Linked DNA regions of Homo sapiens: regions 1, 2 and 3 are each linked to region 4. Evidence: read pairs that join two places in POLR2A ChIA-PET (ENCODE). Cell type or tissue: Panc1. All regions are shown on one strand.

Evidence for each region. Peaks named below come from ENCODE experiments on the same cell type or tissue, not always from the same donor. Only the 100,000 strongest peaks of a DNase experiment are listed, where the experiment ranks them.
Region 1: POLR2A ChIA-PET joins it to region 4 with 9 read pairs; 1 of 35 experiments calls an interaction of 5 or more read pairs at or near these places.
Region 2: POLR2A ChIA-PET joins it to region 4 with 6 read pairs; 4 of 35 experiments call an interaction of 5 or more read pairs at or near these places.
Region 3: POLR2A ChIA-PET joins it to region 4 with 6 read pairs; 11 of 35 experiments call an interaction of 5 or more read pairs at or near these places.

Annotation. Positions count from the first base shown.
Region 1 is chr17:48,961,333-48,965,332 of GRCh38, reverse strand. GIP (gastric inhibitory polypeptide) reads left to right here. Exons shown (of 6, transcript NM_004123.3): 3 at 853-1,023; 4 at 3,514-3,606. Among named protein-coding and RNA genes, the nearest start is that of GIP, 5.3 kb to the left of the region's middle. RefSeq lists an enhancer at 283-832. In Panc1, no CTCF peak of the experiment used is centred here; no DNase peak of the experiment used is centred here; H3K4me3 peaks cover 389 bases; H3K27ac peaks cover 850 bases.
Region 2 is chr17:50,582,958-50,586,957 of GRCh38, reverse strand. The region is part of intron 9 of CACNA1G (calcium voltage-gated channel subunit alpha1 G); the gene reads right to left. Among named protein-coding and RNA genes, the nearest start is that of CACNA1G-AS1, 23 kb to the right of the region's middle. In Panc1, no CTCF peak of the experiment used is centred here; no DNase peak of the experiment used is centred here.
Region 3 is chr17:50,721,432-50,725,431 of GRCh38, reverse strand. All of the region lies in intron 1 of LUC7L3 (LUC7 like 3 pre-mRNA splicing factor), which reads right to left. Among named protein-coding and RNA genes, the nearest start is that of LUC7L3, 3.8 kb to the right of the region's middle. RefSeq lists an enhancer at 1-496. In Panc1, no CTCF peak of the experiment used is centred here; no DNase peak of the experiment used is centred here; H3K4me3 peaks cover 1,519 bases; H3K27ac peaks cover 1,254 bases.
Region 4 is chr17:50,647,902-50,651,901 of GRCh38, reverse strand. All of the region lies in intron 1 of ABCC3 (ATP binding cassette subfamily C member 3), which reads right to left. Among named protein-coding and RNA genes, the nearest start is that of ABCC3, 15 kb to the right of the region's middle. In Panc1, no CTCF peak of the experiment used is centred here; a DNase peak (open chromatin) is centred at 2,471; H3K27ac peaks cover 3,091 bases.

The sequences.
Region 1 (4,000 bases), 1.7 Mb after region 4:
GCACCCAGCCTTTTTTTTTTTTTTTTTTATTGAGACGAAGTTTTGCTCTTGTTCCCCAGGCTGGAGTGCAATGGCACGATTTCAGCTCACTGCAACCTCCACCTCCCAGGTTCAAGTGATTCTCCTGCCTCAGCCTCCTGAGTAGCTGGGATTACAGGCATGTGCCACCACGCCTGGCTAATTTTTTTTTTTTTGAGACGGAGTCTCGCTCTGTCTCCCAGGCTGGAGTGCACTGGCGCAATCTCAGCTCACTGCAAGCTCCGCCTCCCGGGTTCACGCCATTCTCCTGCCTCAGCCTCCCGAGTAGCCGGGGCTACAGGCGCCCACCACCATGCCTGGCTAATTTTTTGTATTTTTAGTAGAGACGGGGTTTCACTGTGTTAGCCAGGATGGTCTCGATCTCCTGACCTTGTAATCCGCCCGCCTCAGCCTCCCAAAGTGCTGGGATTACAGGCGTAAGCCACCACGCCCTGCCAACGCCTGGCTAATTTTTGTATTATTAGTAGAGACGGGATTTCTCCATGTTGGTCAGGCTGGTCTCGATCCCGACCTCAGGTGATCCGCCTGCCTTGGCCTCCCAAAGTGTTGGGATTACAGGCATGAGCCACCGCCCCTGGCCCCGTGATCTCTTTTTGCCCAGAATCCAGAGCCACACACACTGAGGCTGCAGGAAGTGGGCCCTGGAGCTGAGGATAAAGCCTGGGGTGGGGTGGGGGAGTGGATCCACAGGGAGTCTCCATAAAAACGGACTGGTTTGTTTTCAAGTGTCTGCCTCCTGTTAGTGACAGTCATTTACCCTAGCATTGTGATTCTCCCCCCATCTCTGCCCCTTCTCCGCACCCTTGTTTCCAGCGCTCTCCCCTCCCTGCCTGTTGGATCTCATGCTAAGGTGAGCAGCCCTCAACCTCGAGGCCCCAGGTACGCGGAAGGGACTTTCATCAGTGACTACAGTATTGCCATGGACAAGATTCACCAACAAGACTTTGTGAACTGGCTGCTGGCCCAAAAGGGGAAGAAGAATGAGTGAGTCGCTGCTTACACTCCTCCTGTTCCCTGTGCCGGGCTCTGCCTTCCTACCTTCAGAGGAGGCCACCGGCTGTGGCCACACAGGCCACATGATGCACAACCCCAGGTGGCACCTTTCTTTTTCTTTTCTTTTTTTTTTTTTTTTTTGAGATGGAGTCTCACTCTTTCGCCCAGGCTGGAGTGCAGTGGCGCGATCTCGGCTCACTGCAAGCTCCGCCTCCCGGGTTCACGCCATTCTCCTGCCTCAGCCTCCTGAGTAGCTGGGACTACAGGCAACTGCCACCATGCCCGGCTAATTTTTTTTTTTTTTTGTATTTTCAGTAGATACGGGGTTTCACCGTGTTAGCTAGGATGGTCTCGATCTGACCTCGTGATCCACCTGCCTCGGCCTCCCAAGTGCTGGGATTACAGGCGTGAGCCACCATACCCCGCCTCTCTCTCTCTTTTTTTTTTTTTTTTTTTTTTGAGACAGAGTTTTGCTCTTGTTGCCCAGGCTGGAGTGCAATGGCGCAATCTTTGCTCACTACAACCTCCACCCTCCACCTCCTGGATTCAAGCGATTCTCCTGCCTCAGCCTCCCGAGTAGCTAGGATTACAGGCATGTGCCACCACGCCTGGCTAATTTTGTATTTTTTTGTTGTTCTTTTGAGACGAAGTCTAGCTCTGTTGCCCAGGCTGGAGTGCAGTGGCTCGATCTTGGCTCACTGCAACTTCCACCTCCTGGGTTCAAGCGATTCTTCTGCCTCAGCCTCCTGAGTAGCTGGGACTACAGGTACGCGCCACCATACCTGGCTAATTTTTTTTTTTTTTTTCAGTAGAGACAGGGTTTCACCATGTTGACCAGTCTGGTTCTCAAACTCCTGACCTCGTGATCCGCCCACCTCAGCCTCCCAAAGTGCTGGGATTACAGGCATAAGCCACTGCGCCTGGCCTAATTTTGTATTTTTAGTAGAGACGGGGTTCCATGTTGGTCAGGCAGGTCTCGAACTCCTGACCTCAGGTGATCCACCTGCCTTGGCCTCCCAAAGTGCTGGGATTACAGGTGTGAGCCACCACACCCAGCCTGGGTGGCACCTTTCACCAGGCAAGGATGGGGAGTCAGACATGGTAGCTCTGGCCAGGACCCTGACTTGGGCACCAGTCTAGGCTAGGGGTAGGGACCAGGGCTATTCCCTAATCCTTTACTTCTTTTTTTTTGAGACGGATTTTTTTTGCTCTGTCACCCAGGCTGGAGTGCAGTGGCACAATCTTGGCTCACTGCAAGCTCCGCCTCCCGGGTTCACGTCATTCTCCTGCCTCAGCCTCCTGAGTAGCTGGGACTACAGGTGCCCGCCACCATGCACGGATAATTTTTTTGCATTTTTTTAGTAGAGACGGGGCTTCACCGTGTTGGCCTGGATGGTCTCGATCTCCTGACCTCGTGATCTGCCCTCCTCGGCCTCCCAAAGTGCTGGGATTACAAGTGTGAGCCACTGTGTTGGCCCTAATCCTTTACTTCAAAGGGGAGGAGTCAGAAGATGTATGGGAGCTCAGAGAGGATCCCCAGGGGTCTGAGGATGAAGCAAGGGAGAGACGAGCTCCTTCTAATGACTGCTTGCTTGGCGGTGGCCACTTTAGACTTTGAAAACAGGATTGGCTAGGGCCAGGCCCAGTAGCTCACACCTGTAATCCCAGCACTTTGGGAGGCTGAGGCGGGCAAATCACGAGGTCAGGAGCTTGAGGCCCTCCTGGCCAACATGGTGAAATCCCGTCTCTACTAAAAATACAAAGATTAGCTGGGTGTGGTGGCACGTGCCTGTAATTCCAGCTACTCGGGAGGCTGAGGCATGAGAATTGCTTGAACCCTGGAGGCGGACGTTGCAGTGAGCTGAGATTGCACCACTGCACCCCAGCCTGGCAACAGAGCGAGACTCCGTCTCAAAGAAAAAGGAAAGAAAATAGGATTGGCTGTTCATGGTGGCTCACACCTGTAATCCCAGCACTTTGGGAGGCCCAGGTAGGTGGATTGTTTGAGCTCACGAGTTCATTCGAGAACAGCCTGGGCAACATGGCAAACAAAAAGTACAAAAATCAGCTGGGTGTGGTGATGCCTGCCTGTAGTTTCAGCTACTCGGGAGGCTGAGATGGGAAGATGGCTTCAGCCTGGGAGGCAGAGGTTGCAGTGAGCTGAGATGGTGCCCCTGCACTCCAGCCTGGGCAATACAGCCAGACCCTGTCTCTCACACACACACCAAAAAAAATGAAGAGAAGATTAACTGTCCTCGTCCTTCTCCCTGCTCTATGCCAAGTCTCTTTCCCCGCCCTCTCTGGTCAGCACGGTAGATTCTGAAAAGCTGTTCACTGGTGGAGGCAGCTGAAGACCACTGTTAGGTGGGGTTGAGTGGAAAAAGGTACCCTCTGCTTTTGGGGTTCAGATATTAAAAGATTCAAGTGTCCCTAGACTGGAGTCTCCGCAGCTTGCCCACTCTCTAATCTTTATCTTCCCAGCTGGAAACACAACATCACCCAGAGGGAGGCTCGGGCGCTGGAGCTGGCCAGTCAAGCTAATAGGAAGGAGGAGGAGGCAGTGGAGCCACAGAGGTGAGTCAGGGCGCAGAGGGAAGGGAGGGAGCCAAGCCTCCTGCCCCGCCCCCACCTCTTTGTTCCCTCTCCCTGACCCCAGAGCAGAGCAAGGACCTGAGATAAGCATCCTCTTCCTCTCAGAGTTCAAAGAGGGGTCTTCATTGAGCAAACTCCTGGAGGTCAGCCCAAGCTTAAGGAAGAAGCCTTGGAGAAACGGGAGGGGTGCTAGGAGGGGTTTCAGGGACAGGGTTTCTAATATTGATGACTGCATGCACAGCACAGTCACTGAGTCAGGAGAAGGGCAGGAAAGAAGAGACCTCAGGTCCTGGCCTCACCACCTCTCCCTGCCAAACCTCGGGAAGACTGTTTGTGAAAGAGCGGGGGATCTTCCCAGGCCCACTCCCCTGAAATC
Region 2 (4,000 bases), 65 kb after region 4:
TCCCAGGTCTCTTGTCTGTGCTGATGTTGACTGTAAATCTCCATCTCCCATTTCCTAACACCTCCACTCCCCTCCCCTCCGGCTGTCACCTTGCAGCAGCGTTAAGCTGCTCAGTACTTCCCAGCACCGGGGCTCCCCAAGCCTCATAGCTGCTCCATCAACTAGCCCTAAAAGTGCCTTCTGTGTGCCAAACACTGGTGTTAGAAAGGTGCCACCAACTCTGAGACTTTCTTCCTATGTGACCTTGGGCAATTCCCTTTGCCTCTCAGATCCCCAGTGGCCTCTTCTGTTAAACAGGGTAACACTACCTCCTGGGAGGCTGCTCTACAGAACAAAGGAGTGAAAGGCTGTGAGAAACCCCAGCCCCAGGGCCAAGCTCACAGAAGGCAGGACCGATATCTGCAAGGCTGCAACTAAACACCACACTGGGGGCAAAACCCAGGAGCCACGGGAGCTCAATCCCGGCTGAGGTCAGTGGGCCAGTGGGGAGGACAGCCTGGGAGGATGTCCATGGAGGGTGTCCCCAGCTGGGGACAGCAAGGGAAGGGGTGTGCAGGGCACAGTGCAGAACCAAGAATCAAGTTGTCTGCCCAGATCAGAGGGTGAGAGGGGCTGGTGGGAGAGAAGGCTACAAGGTCGGCAGGGCCAGGTGGAACAGCCTTCCTCTGCTCCCTCTGGACAAGTCTCTGCCTACCACGCTGCCACTGAGGCCCTGGGGGCGGGTGGGAAGGGAGGAAGGAGATGTACAAAGCAGTGTATGAAGAAGATTAATCTGGCTGCAGTGGTGGCAGCGTGTGGACGGCTTGGAGGGTAGAGACAGAAACCAATTAGGATACTGCAGCAGTCCAGGCAGGAGGCCTGAGAGCCAGCTCTGGCAGACAGTGATGTGCCTCTTGCAGAGAGGGCATGAGGGGCTGGACAGGCCTCGTCAGAGCTGAGCAGAGGCTTGGACCAGTCACTCGTGCTCTGCCCAAGCCCGACCCCAGCCAGCTGCCATCGCCCCAGCTTCCACCTGCTCCACTGACCCTGAAATCTCTGCTCTTCTGTTCAGACTCCTCAGCTCACCTCACCTCTGCTTCTGATGGGCCTGCCTGCTGCTCCCACCCACCCAGGACAGGGGCACAGACAGGCTGCAGTGAGGCAGTGAGGGTCACTGGGTCAGTGGGAGGCAAGTCTTCAAGGAGGTGTGGGAAGTCAGGGAACACCTCGGTGGCAGGAGGTTTCCTGGAAATCTCACAGGCCTCATCATGTAGATCATGGTCCTGGTCTTCCCCAGCCCCCGGAAGCTCTCCAGTTTGGATCCCCCCTCCTGTGCCCTCCTGCCCACTGGGCACACTGCTAGGTGTCATGGTGCCCCCAGGGCCTCCTAATCAGAGGCAGTGCCAAGGAGAGGCTTTAGCCACAGTCACTGCCTCTCTGCCCTCAGGGCAACATTCCTCAGAGTTCATTCTACGCTTATTCCCCCCACCAGCACCCCCACTCCCACCTCTCCACTGTCATTGGGGTGTAGGTGACATGATATTTCCCAGCTCCCCGAAGCCCTCAAAAGTAAACACACAAGCTAACTAGGCACAGCACACTCACGGTGCCCACTCAGCTTCAAGACAGCTGACCCAAGGCCCCTGCTACTTAAAATTCTGGAGCTATAGCCAGGCATGGTGGCAGGTGCCCGTAGTCCCAGCTACTGGGGAGGCTGGGGTGGGAGGATCGCTTGAGCCCAGAAGTTCCAGGCTGTAGTGAGCCATGATCAAGCCACTGTATTCCAGCCCAGGGGGCAGATCAGGATTCCATCTCTTAAAATAAATAAATAATAAAATGCTGGAGCTGCAGCCCCTGTGCCTTGTCCACCTGCACAGCGTCTAGCCCATGGTGGGCCACAGTAGGCCACATAAAGGCTGCCCTTCTGACGAAGACTTTCAAGAGCTCCTGCCCTGCCCAGCCCCAGCCCAGGTAAGTGCCCTTGCCCTCCTCCTCTCCTCTGCGGCTCTGGAAGTGCTGAGTATCGCTAGAGAGAGGCACGAACATGTGCTGACTGGACAAGTGATTCCCTGTGGGTGGTGGCCCCATGGCTGTTTCATGCCTTTATTCACAGTCCCTGGTTCCTCCCTTCTTAGGTCTCCTCTCTCCCCCAGGAGCTGCCTCAATCCTTCTGGACTCTGCAGCCCCCAGCCCTACTCCCCACCTGGCCCCTCGTTGCAGGCTTACATGGGGGGCTCCACGTCCCTCCTCCAAAGAGCTCTGTGTTGTGCATCCCACTGTCTCTCTTCCTCTCCTGGAAGGGAGCCAGCCGTTCCTCCACCTGCACTTTGATTCTTTGATGTGCTCCCCCGCCGCCCCCCTGTCACCCCCTACCCCCGCCCCCGGCTCCCCTGGGCCCTGGCCTATCAGTTATGCCTGCATCCATTACTTCTCCAATCTCCTTCCCCCGTGCCTAAAAGCAGAAAGCTTCTGTGGGACTCCAGACTCATTCAGTTCTGAACTCTGGGCCCCACAGCTCCAGCTCTGTCCAGGGACCCTCTTCCCAGCCCTCCTCTTAGTGGATGCCTCAGCAGCAGCTGAGCCTCCCTTGGCTTCCCCGACCCTGAGCAACCACCTCTTCCCCTTCCCAGTGCTCATTTCACCGCCTCTCTTCCCTCAGGCCAGCATTCCTCAGAGTTCAGTCTAAGCCCGCTCCCTCCACCAGTACCCCCACTCCTACCTCTCTGGCTGTCACTGGGGTGTAGACGACACTAAACAATCTCTCCAAGCCCCTGGCTTCTCATCCAGAGATCCAGAGCCTGCCTGATCTCCCTCCTGGGATGGCCCACAGCCATCTCAAACTCAGTGCATCCAAAACAAACCCTCTCGCCTCCTCTCCCAAACCTGCTCCTTCCCGGGTGGCGCCATCATGCTCGGGATTCTGCCTTAGAAACTTCGGGTTATCTAGGATTCTTGCCCACCCTTCCTCCCTCTGGACACTAAGGTGCCCCGGCCCAGAGAACCTGCCAGTGAAATTGCGTCCTACCCACAACCCCTCGTTCCCATAGCTATGGCCTTACTTGGGGCCCTCTTTGCCTCTGATCTGAACAACAGAAATAGCCTCTAGGCCCTCCTCCACCCAGCCTGCACCAATGGGAAGCACCGGCTTCCTCGCTGGGCTAACATCAATCACTGCTCAGACACCTCGGGGCCAGGGCAGGGAGGAAAACCTGACTGTCCTTCAGAGCATCGAGTGCCACCCTGTGCATGTGCCTTAATCCCTCCACCTAGATCTCTCTGCTCCTACCCACCCCTCCATCTCCCACCTCCCCCCACCCCCACCACCCAAGCCACTGTCAATTCCATTCATCTTTCGAGGCTCCGTTCAAAAGCCACCACCTTCGTGAAGCCCTTCCGAAGGAGAGCTGGGGATGAGCAGCTCTCCTTTGTCCCCTGAAGCCTCTCTTGCGGCATTTGGCATAATCATCCATGAAACAGAATGACTTTTCCACCAGAACCTACATTTCTTGGGTGTTTCTGGCTCAGCCCCCAACCCCCTGATATTCTAATATTCTATTCTAGTGTGCTGTGCACAGGATATGCTCCCCTTGTTTGCAGAACTGGGAGAGCCTGGAGCCAGGGGATGCCTAAAAGAACAAGAGAACACCTTAGCAGACATCTCCAAAACAATGCCCCTCTCCCTCCCACACCAGATAGCCTTTGAATGTCTGGGGCCAGTCAGCTGCAAAGGATCATCCCCCAAAGCTCTGCTTGGTCCTCAGCCCTAGCTCTTCAGCCAGGGCTCCTCTATCTGGAGACCAAGGGACTGGCTGGGGTGGGAGGTGTCCATCAACCTTTGCCCTCAAAGGCCACATTTAGGGTGTCCAGGCATATGGGGATTTTCTGGGGAGAGGGTCCCCAGCCTTCAGCAGAACTGAAAAGGAGTCTATGACCTCCTTCAAAGTTCAGACTTACCATATCTGGACCACCTCCTCCTGCCCCACCCCCAGCTTCTCTCGCCTTGAACAGCCAAACTCACTCA
Region 3 (4,000 bases), 74 kb before region 4:
AATACTTTTAATTTTTTTTTTGAAATGGAGTCTTGCTCCTGTCACGCAGGCTGGAATGCAGTGGCGTGATCTCGGCTCACTGCAACCTCCACCTCCCGGGTTCAAGCGATTCTCCTTCCTCAGCCTCCCGAGTAGCTGGGATTACAGGCGTGCGCCACCACACCTGGCTAATTTTTGTATTTTTAGTAGAGACAGGGTTTCGCCATGTTGGCCAGGCTGGTCTCAAACTCCTGAGCTCAGGTGATCCACCCGCCTCAGCCTCGCAAAGTGCTAGGATTACAGGCGTGAGCCACCGCTCCCAGCCGAGCAATACATTTTTGTTGGATAAATGAATACAACAATTTTCCTAACTTACTATAAGAAATGAAGAGAAAGGCTGGGCATGGTGGCTCACCCCTGTAATCCCAGCACTTTGGGAGGCCGAGGGAGGATCACTTGTTGTCAAAAGTTCAAGACCAGCCCGGCAAACATGGTGAAACCCCATCTCTACAACAACACAAAAATTAGTCAGGCATGGTGGCATGCACCTGTAATTCCACCTACTCTGGAGGCTGAGGCAGGAGAATCGCTTGAACCCGGGAGGTGGAGGTTGCAGTGAGCTGAGATCACACCACTGCACTCCAACCTGGGCAACAGAGCAAGACTCCATCTCGGGGGTAAAAAAAAAAAAAAAAAGAGAAAATATTTCATAAAACGAAGAACTGTATTAGCAAAAAAGTCAAATTTACAAACTTAAGCTACCTTCTCCTTTTGTGAGGAAATCAAGGCTAATAACATATATAATGACACACACACACACACACACACACACACACACACAATTTTCCTAAAGCAACCAAAGATTTACGAAATACCTTACTATAATTTTCAGTGATTATGGTATTGTGGTTATTTTATTCTATTTTTTTTTTGAGACAGAGTGTCACTCTGTTGCCCAGGCTGGACTGTGGTGGCACCATCTCGGCTCACTGCAACCTCTGCCTCCTGGGTTGAAAGGATCCTCCTGCCTCAACCTCCAGAGTAGCTGGGATTACAGGAATGCACCACTACGCCCAGCTAATTTTTTTATTTTTTATTAGAGACAGGGTTTCACCATGTTGGCCAGGCTGGTCTCGAACTCCTGGCCTCAAGTGATCTGCCTGCCTTGGCCTCCCAATGTTGAGATTACAGGTGACCCACCATGCCCGGTCGGCTATGTTTTTTTTTTAAAGTCCTTGTATTTTACAGATATACAATGACCGCTTTAAGGTTGACAATAACAGAATTGCTTCAAAATAATGGAAGGGATACAGAGGAAATAATATTGACTATGTGCTAATATTGCTAAATTGGGCATGGGTACATGGGGAGTTCAATTTATTATACTATTCACTCTAATTCTGTATGTTTTGGGAAGAAAAGCAAATAGCAATTACATACACATATAACACATGGACTGCTGGCAATTCTGAGAAGCCAACACTTACTATTTTACTATGGAGTAAGGTAGGAAATGCCAGCCGGGCGCAGTGGCTCACGCCTGTAACCTCAGCACTTTGGGAGACTGAGGCGGACCGATCACTTGAGGTCAGGAGTTCAAGACCAGCCTGGCCAATATGGCAAAACCCTGTCGACTAAAAATACAAAAATTAGCCGGGCGTGGTGGCCCACACCTGCAATCCCAATTACTCGGGACGCTGAGGCCAGGAGGTGGAGGTTGCAGTGAGCCAAGATCATGCCACTACACTCCAGCCTGGGTGACAGAGCTAGACTCTGTCTCAAAAAAAAAAAGGGGGGGGGGCAGGGAGCAGGGTAGAAAATGCTTTTCTATCTTACTCCATAGTAACATAGTAAGTTACTATGAACATTTTGGTGACTCTGAATGAAAACTAGTAAAATACATATTAATAGATGCCATCATGCATTATAATTACTAGTTTTTTGCTTTCAATTTTTGCTCCCAAATTCTGAACATTTTTAAAGCAAAAAGAAAAAGTATACAAGTAAAAAATGTGGACAGAAGCTTTAGCTATTTTTCCTTTTCTAAACAACTTTTCAGTGTCAATGACAGTATCTGCTAACATTCCAAAGATTTTAGAAAAGAACATAGTTCAATTTCCTTCATAAATTATTAAACCTTCATGTTAAACCTTCATGGAAGGAAGGGTAGGCTTGAGTTTGATAAATGGAAGAAAACTCATTTCAGATATTAGAATCAGTGTTAATGATTAAGTAATTTCATTTTCAGGTTGAGATCTAGAATATAAAAACCTCAATTTGAACTACAAAATTTCTGTCTTGCTACATAAAAAATAACAAAACTCCCGATCAGACTTTACAATTTACTACAATCTTCTAATAATATGGCTACTAGTGCCTTCTCTGGCTAACACTGAAATCAAACCCTCACTGAAAGGTACTCACCCTAGGCAGTTAGTTACAATCACATGCTTTCCTCATCACTGTGGTTGTTTAGGATTAACCAAGCAATTGCTTAGTGCAAAAAACCAAAACAATAATCTCAAACAATTGCAAAATACAAATAAACACGGTGGGAGGGTGTACCAATGAATCCATGAAACAGTATTAAAGCCGACTTCACTTTAGCTGCAGTTTCTCAGATCCAGAGGTAGCAATCTACAAAGTTGGAAATGCCTGTAAAAGCACTAGCCCCAGTAAAATACCTTGGTGAAGGTTACATACACACCATTACAAATAAATGGTCGATGATTTTGCATCACAGATGCATCCTTCACTTGAAACTGCGCTTCGCAAGTGCTGCTTGCTCACTTATTACCCATCATGAAAAGGAGAAAAAAGTACAGTATTAGAATCTACTACCAAATTAATACCAATTAAGATTTAATTGTGCAGATATGCACAATTAAAAGCCCAGGACTAATCAGGATGGGTCAGGAAACAGTAGGTCACAAACTTTAGAATGCATAAGAGGAGCCGGCCGGGCGCGGTGGCTCGCGCCTGTAATCCCAGCACTTTGGGAGGCCGAGGCGGGCAGATCACGAGGTCAATAGATCGAGACCATCCTGGCCAACATGGTGAAACCCCATCTCTATTAAAAATATAAAAATTAGCTGGGCGTGGTGGAGGGCGCCTGTAGTTCCAGCTACTGGGGAGGCTGAAGCAGGAGAATCGCTTGAACCCGGGAGGCGGAGGGTGCAATGAGCCAAAATCACGCCATTGCACTCCAGCCTGGGAGACAGAGCAAGACGCCGTCTCAAAAAAAAAAAAAAAAAAAAAAAAGAATGCATAAGAGGAGCCATAAAAAATGCAGATACTGGGACCCTTCCCCAAGACAGACAGAATCTGACTCTCTGGGAAGGGGAGTTGAAGGGGTTGAAGTACAGAAATATGCATTTAAAACAAATTCCACAGGTCAAATACAGCTATCTAGGGACTACCTTTAATACTAGGTAAAGTTAGCATTTTGACTGTTAAATACTTACAGATGCCACGGCAACTGTCTTTTAATTAATGGTTGCTTCCTTTCCTTATTTTGGTATTTATCTCTATTCCAAAAAAAAAAACAAGGGCCCCATCCAGCTGAAATGGCTTCTTCCATTTAATGCAAGTATGGCCAAGAAAAATTTCCAGATAGAACAGGAATGCAAAAATATGTTAAAATATTAGGCTATAGAAAAGGTGACTCCTTTTCAGCATATAATGGGTTTGCCCATCCCTGCAGGTTTAGCACTAACAGCCAACAGTACAAGAATATGCAGATGACCCGGAAACGATATCAACAGCTTCCCCAGCTTCATTATACAATAATTCCACCTATTTAGATGAGACCATGTGCTTTGTTTTTGCTCAACACTACCAACATTTTCCCTGCAGATATCAATCTGAAATGCCAGTAACTGACTTGAAATCCTTCAATCTAGAGTGAAGTGCAATCTGTCATTAAGGCATTAAATACTTTAGTAATAAACACTGAAAGTTAAAATTAGTGAAAAGTACTAAAACTGAAAGCAAAGCAGATTACGGCTGAGATGACATAAAA
Region 4 (4,000 bases):
TCTTTATATTATAAAATTTGTCAGCAAGAAAAACAAAATGATGACTAGTTGTTTATTATCTCATCTTTATAGGCAATCCAAGCATAAGTGTTGAAAATAAGTGAGTTAAATGAATGTAAGATAAAATTCCCATGTAAAAGATGTCCTTCCTATACCAGAAGGTTTTATTATTACTTTTTTGAAATAGGGTCTCTATCGCCTACTCTGGAGTGCAAGTGGCAAGATCTCGGCTCACTGCAACCTCTGCCTCCTGGGCTCAAGCAATCCTCCCGCCTCAGCCCCGCCAAAGTATCTGGGACTACAGACACAAGCTACCACATCCAGCTAATTTTTGTATTTTTTGTAGAGATGGGGTTTCACCATGTTGCCCAGGCTGGTCTCGAAATCCTGAGGTCAAGTGTTCCACCTGCCTCAGCCTCCCAAAGTGCTAGGATTACAGGCGTGAGCCACCACGCTCAGCCACCAGAAGGTTTTAACACTCTTAGCATCAAGAATAGAAAGTTGAGGAGGAGGGAAATCTGTACAAACAACAATTTAGTTTTCAGGCCTCACAAAACAAACAAACAAAAAACCTAAAGGGATACAAATGAAATTTTGCCTCCTTTACAGTTTATTTTTACAGAGAGACTTAAAGACATTTTGGACCATTGAGAAACATGTTCTGTGCCACACTGACAAATTGTACTATGAGAAAGCTCATGCTTCTAGACATTATGGTTCATAGATTTACCAATCTACAGCTGGTGTGACACACAATTCACAAATGCTTACTTTCTAATGTCCATGGAAATTAAGGTCACTAAGGGTTAAGAATTCTTTTTTTTTTTTTTTTTTTCTGAGATGGAGTCTCGCGCTGTCACCCAGGCTGGAGTGCAGTGGCTCAATCTTGACTCACTGCAACCTCCACCTCCTGGGTTCAGGTAATTCTCCTGCCTGAGCCTCCCCAGTAGCTGGGATTACAGGTGCCCGCCACCACGCCCAGCCAATTTTTGTATTTTTAATAGAGACAGGGTTTCAGCATGTCAGCCAGGCCGGTCTTGAACTTCTGCCCTCAAGTGATCTGCCTACCTCGGACTCCAAAGTGCTGGGATTACAGGCATGAGCCACTGTACCTGGCCGGGGTTAAGAATTCTAATTAATATATGTAGCTACAATTACTAGAAACAATAAGGGGGAAAATCTATATGAAAATATACAAGGAAGGTAAGAAAAAGGAATATATGAAAAAGAAATATACAAAGGAAGCTAAGGAAAAGCTATAAGACGTGAGGATGTTTTGTTTTGATAACGGAAAAAGAGAATAAATTTTGTCCTAAAGTGAAATGACTGATTTTTCGAAAATGAGAAGAGGAAAGTATAGGACAAAAAGTGAATGGATATAAGAGTTGTAGGAGGTTTGTGGAAGATGAATCTTGTGAAAGAAATTTTATGGGTGATCAAGCTGGTTAAGATTAGGAGGTAATTATTTACAAGTTTTTTAAGAATAAAAGTTAGCGACCGGGTGCAGTGGCTCACGCCTGTAATCCCAGGACTTTGGGAGGCAGAGGCGGGTGGATCACTTGAGGTCAGGAGTTCGAGCCCAGCCTGGCCAACATGGTGAAACCCCATCTCTACTAAAAATACAAAAAATAAGCCGGGTGTGGTGGCAGGCGCCTGTAATCCCAGCTACTTGAGAGGCTGAGGCAGGAGAATCACTTGAACCCGGGAGGCGGAGGTTGCAGTAAGCAGAGATTGCACCATTGCACTCCAGCCTGGGCGATAAGAGCTAGCATTAATATCAAAATTACACTGATGCAAAACTAGAATTTGGTTCTCTCCATTAAAACAACATGGTGTTCTTAGATTATTGGTCTGATCATAATAGGAAATTGTAAAATGTTTTTCTTTCTCTTTAGGTAGTTGGCCTAGAAAACAAAGATTCTGTGTTCTACCCAGATAATTTCCTGTGCTTCATGCTGTCTTTGTTAGGTTTTTGATCACTTAAGAAAACTGAGAACTCGCTATTAAAACAGCTAAGCTTTTTCTACAACTATGTAACTTTTTGTATATGCCTCCGAAGTCATTTAATGAACGGCTATTGTTCACAGTGACCTGTGATCCTATTAAAAAAATTTATTTTATGTGTTGCCTATTTCCTTCCTTCCTTCCTTTCTCTCTCTCTCTTTCTTCCTTCCTTCCTTCCTTCTTTCTTTCCCTTCTTCCCTCCCTCCTTCCCTTCCCTCCCTCCCTTCCTTCTTTCCTTCCTTCCTTTCTCCTTTCCTCCCTTCCCCTCCCCACCCCTCATCTCTCTCCTCTCTCTCCTCTCCTCTCCTTCTTTTTTTGACAAAGTCTCACTCTGTCACCCAGGTATAAAGCTGACTCCATACATAGTGGACTGTAGCATAATTCAATATGTAAACAAACTGCAACGTAACTTGAGAGTATATTCTTACAATAAGCAGCCAAGTCTCAGCCAAATATAGCAGAATTTTCAGCCAATCACAAGCTGCCAGATCATCAGAACATGTCCACATAAGGCAAACACCTCATTGCACCATGCCCAAATAAGGCAAATACTGATCTGTCGCCAATCAAGCTGTTTCTATACATCAATTCCTTTCTCTGTCCATTAATACTGCCTGCCCATACTGCTGGGTGGTAAAACTCTGTGAACCTCTACTGGTTCAGGATGCTGGCTGATTCATGAATTGTTCTTTGCTCAGATAAACTCTGCTAAATTTAATTTGTCTAAAGTTTTTATTTTAACAGAATTTTTCCTCAAATGTGTGGTGACTTTTTTTTTTTTTTTTTGAGATGGAGTCTCCCTCTGTCGCCCAGGCTGGAGTGTGGTAGTACGATCTCAGCTCACTGCAACCTCTGCCTCTGAGGTTCAAGAAATTCTCCTGCCTCAGCCTCCCGAGTAGCTGGGATTACAGGCACGTGTCACAATGCCCAGCTAATTTTTGTATTTTTAGTAGAGGGGTTTTGCCATGTTGGCCAGGCTGGTCTCGAACTCCTGACTTCAAGTGATCCGCCTGCCTCGGCCTCCCAAAGTGCTGGGATTACAGGCGTGAGTCACTGCACCCGACCTGTGGTGATTCTTGCGGCTTGGCTGTCTCAATATTTTGGAGTAAGACACTAAAGAGTTGGCTGCTCTGTGTGTTGGGGGCAGGTGGATTTGGGACTGGATCTGGGACTCCTCAGGGCAATCTGTGAACAATGATGAGTGAGAGTACCAAGGACCAAGGACCAAGAAACAGCTACTGAAGACAGAGTACCGAGGACCAAGCTTATTGGCTGTTGGGCTTCACTGCAGAGTGATCAAGTAGGAACCTGGTCCTTTAGGGAAGACTCCCCCAACAACTGGAAGAATCTGGAGGTCTTTTCTCTGGGACCAATTTAGGAGTGAGGGCTGAGGGTTCTATCCTTCAGTATGCAGACTTTTACTTAATTCCACAGAATAAACTGCTGGTCTTCTGTGAGGTGGCTGGAATTTGCCTGGCTTTGAGAGGAGATGGATAAGTATCTTGGGTGTTTCATCTCTCCTTATGCATTCTCCTAGCAGCCGCTGCTTTCAGCCCTGCTCTTCCCCTTGCCTCCTTCAGCCCTCCAATCCCCGAGCTTTTACAGACTCCAAATGGCCTTTGGTTTCAGTTGTTCTCTGCTGTGTCAGTGATCACTCCTCAACCTGTTTCTCACTTTCCAAAAAGGTGTTAATATCTTGTCTGCTGTTGTCTCCTCTTCTCTTTGTCCTTGTAGGTTTACATTCTTTATTCCTTACTGTCACTTTGATGGAAAATCAGGAAGGACTGGAGATAAAGTCTTGTGTTCAATCCACCCTATAGAACCAGAAGTCCTTCCAACTACAATTTTTTTTTTTCTTTTGGGCAGAGTCTTGCTCTGTCTCCCAGGCTGGTGTGCAGTGGTGTGATCTCAGCTCACAGCAACCTCCGCCTCTGGGATTCAGGTGATTCTCCTGCCTCAGCCTCCCGAGTAGCTGGGATTACAGGCTTCCACCACC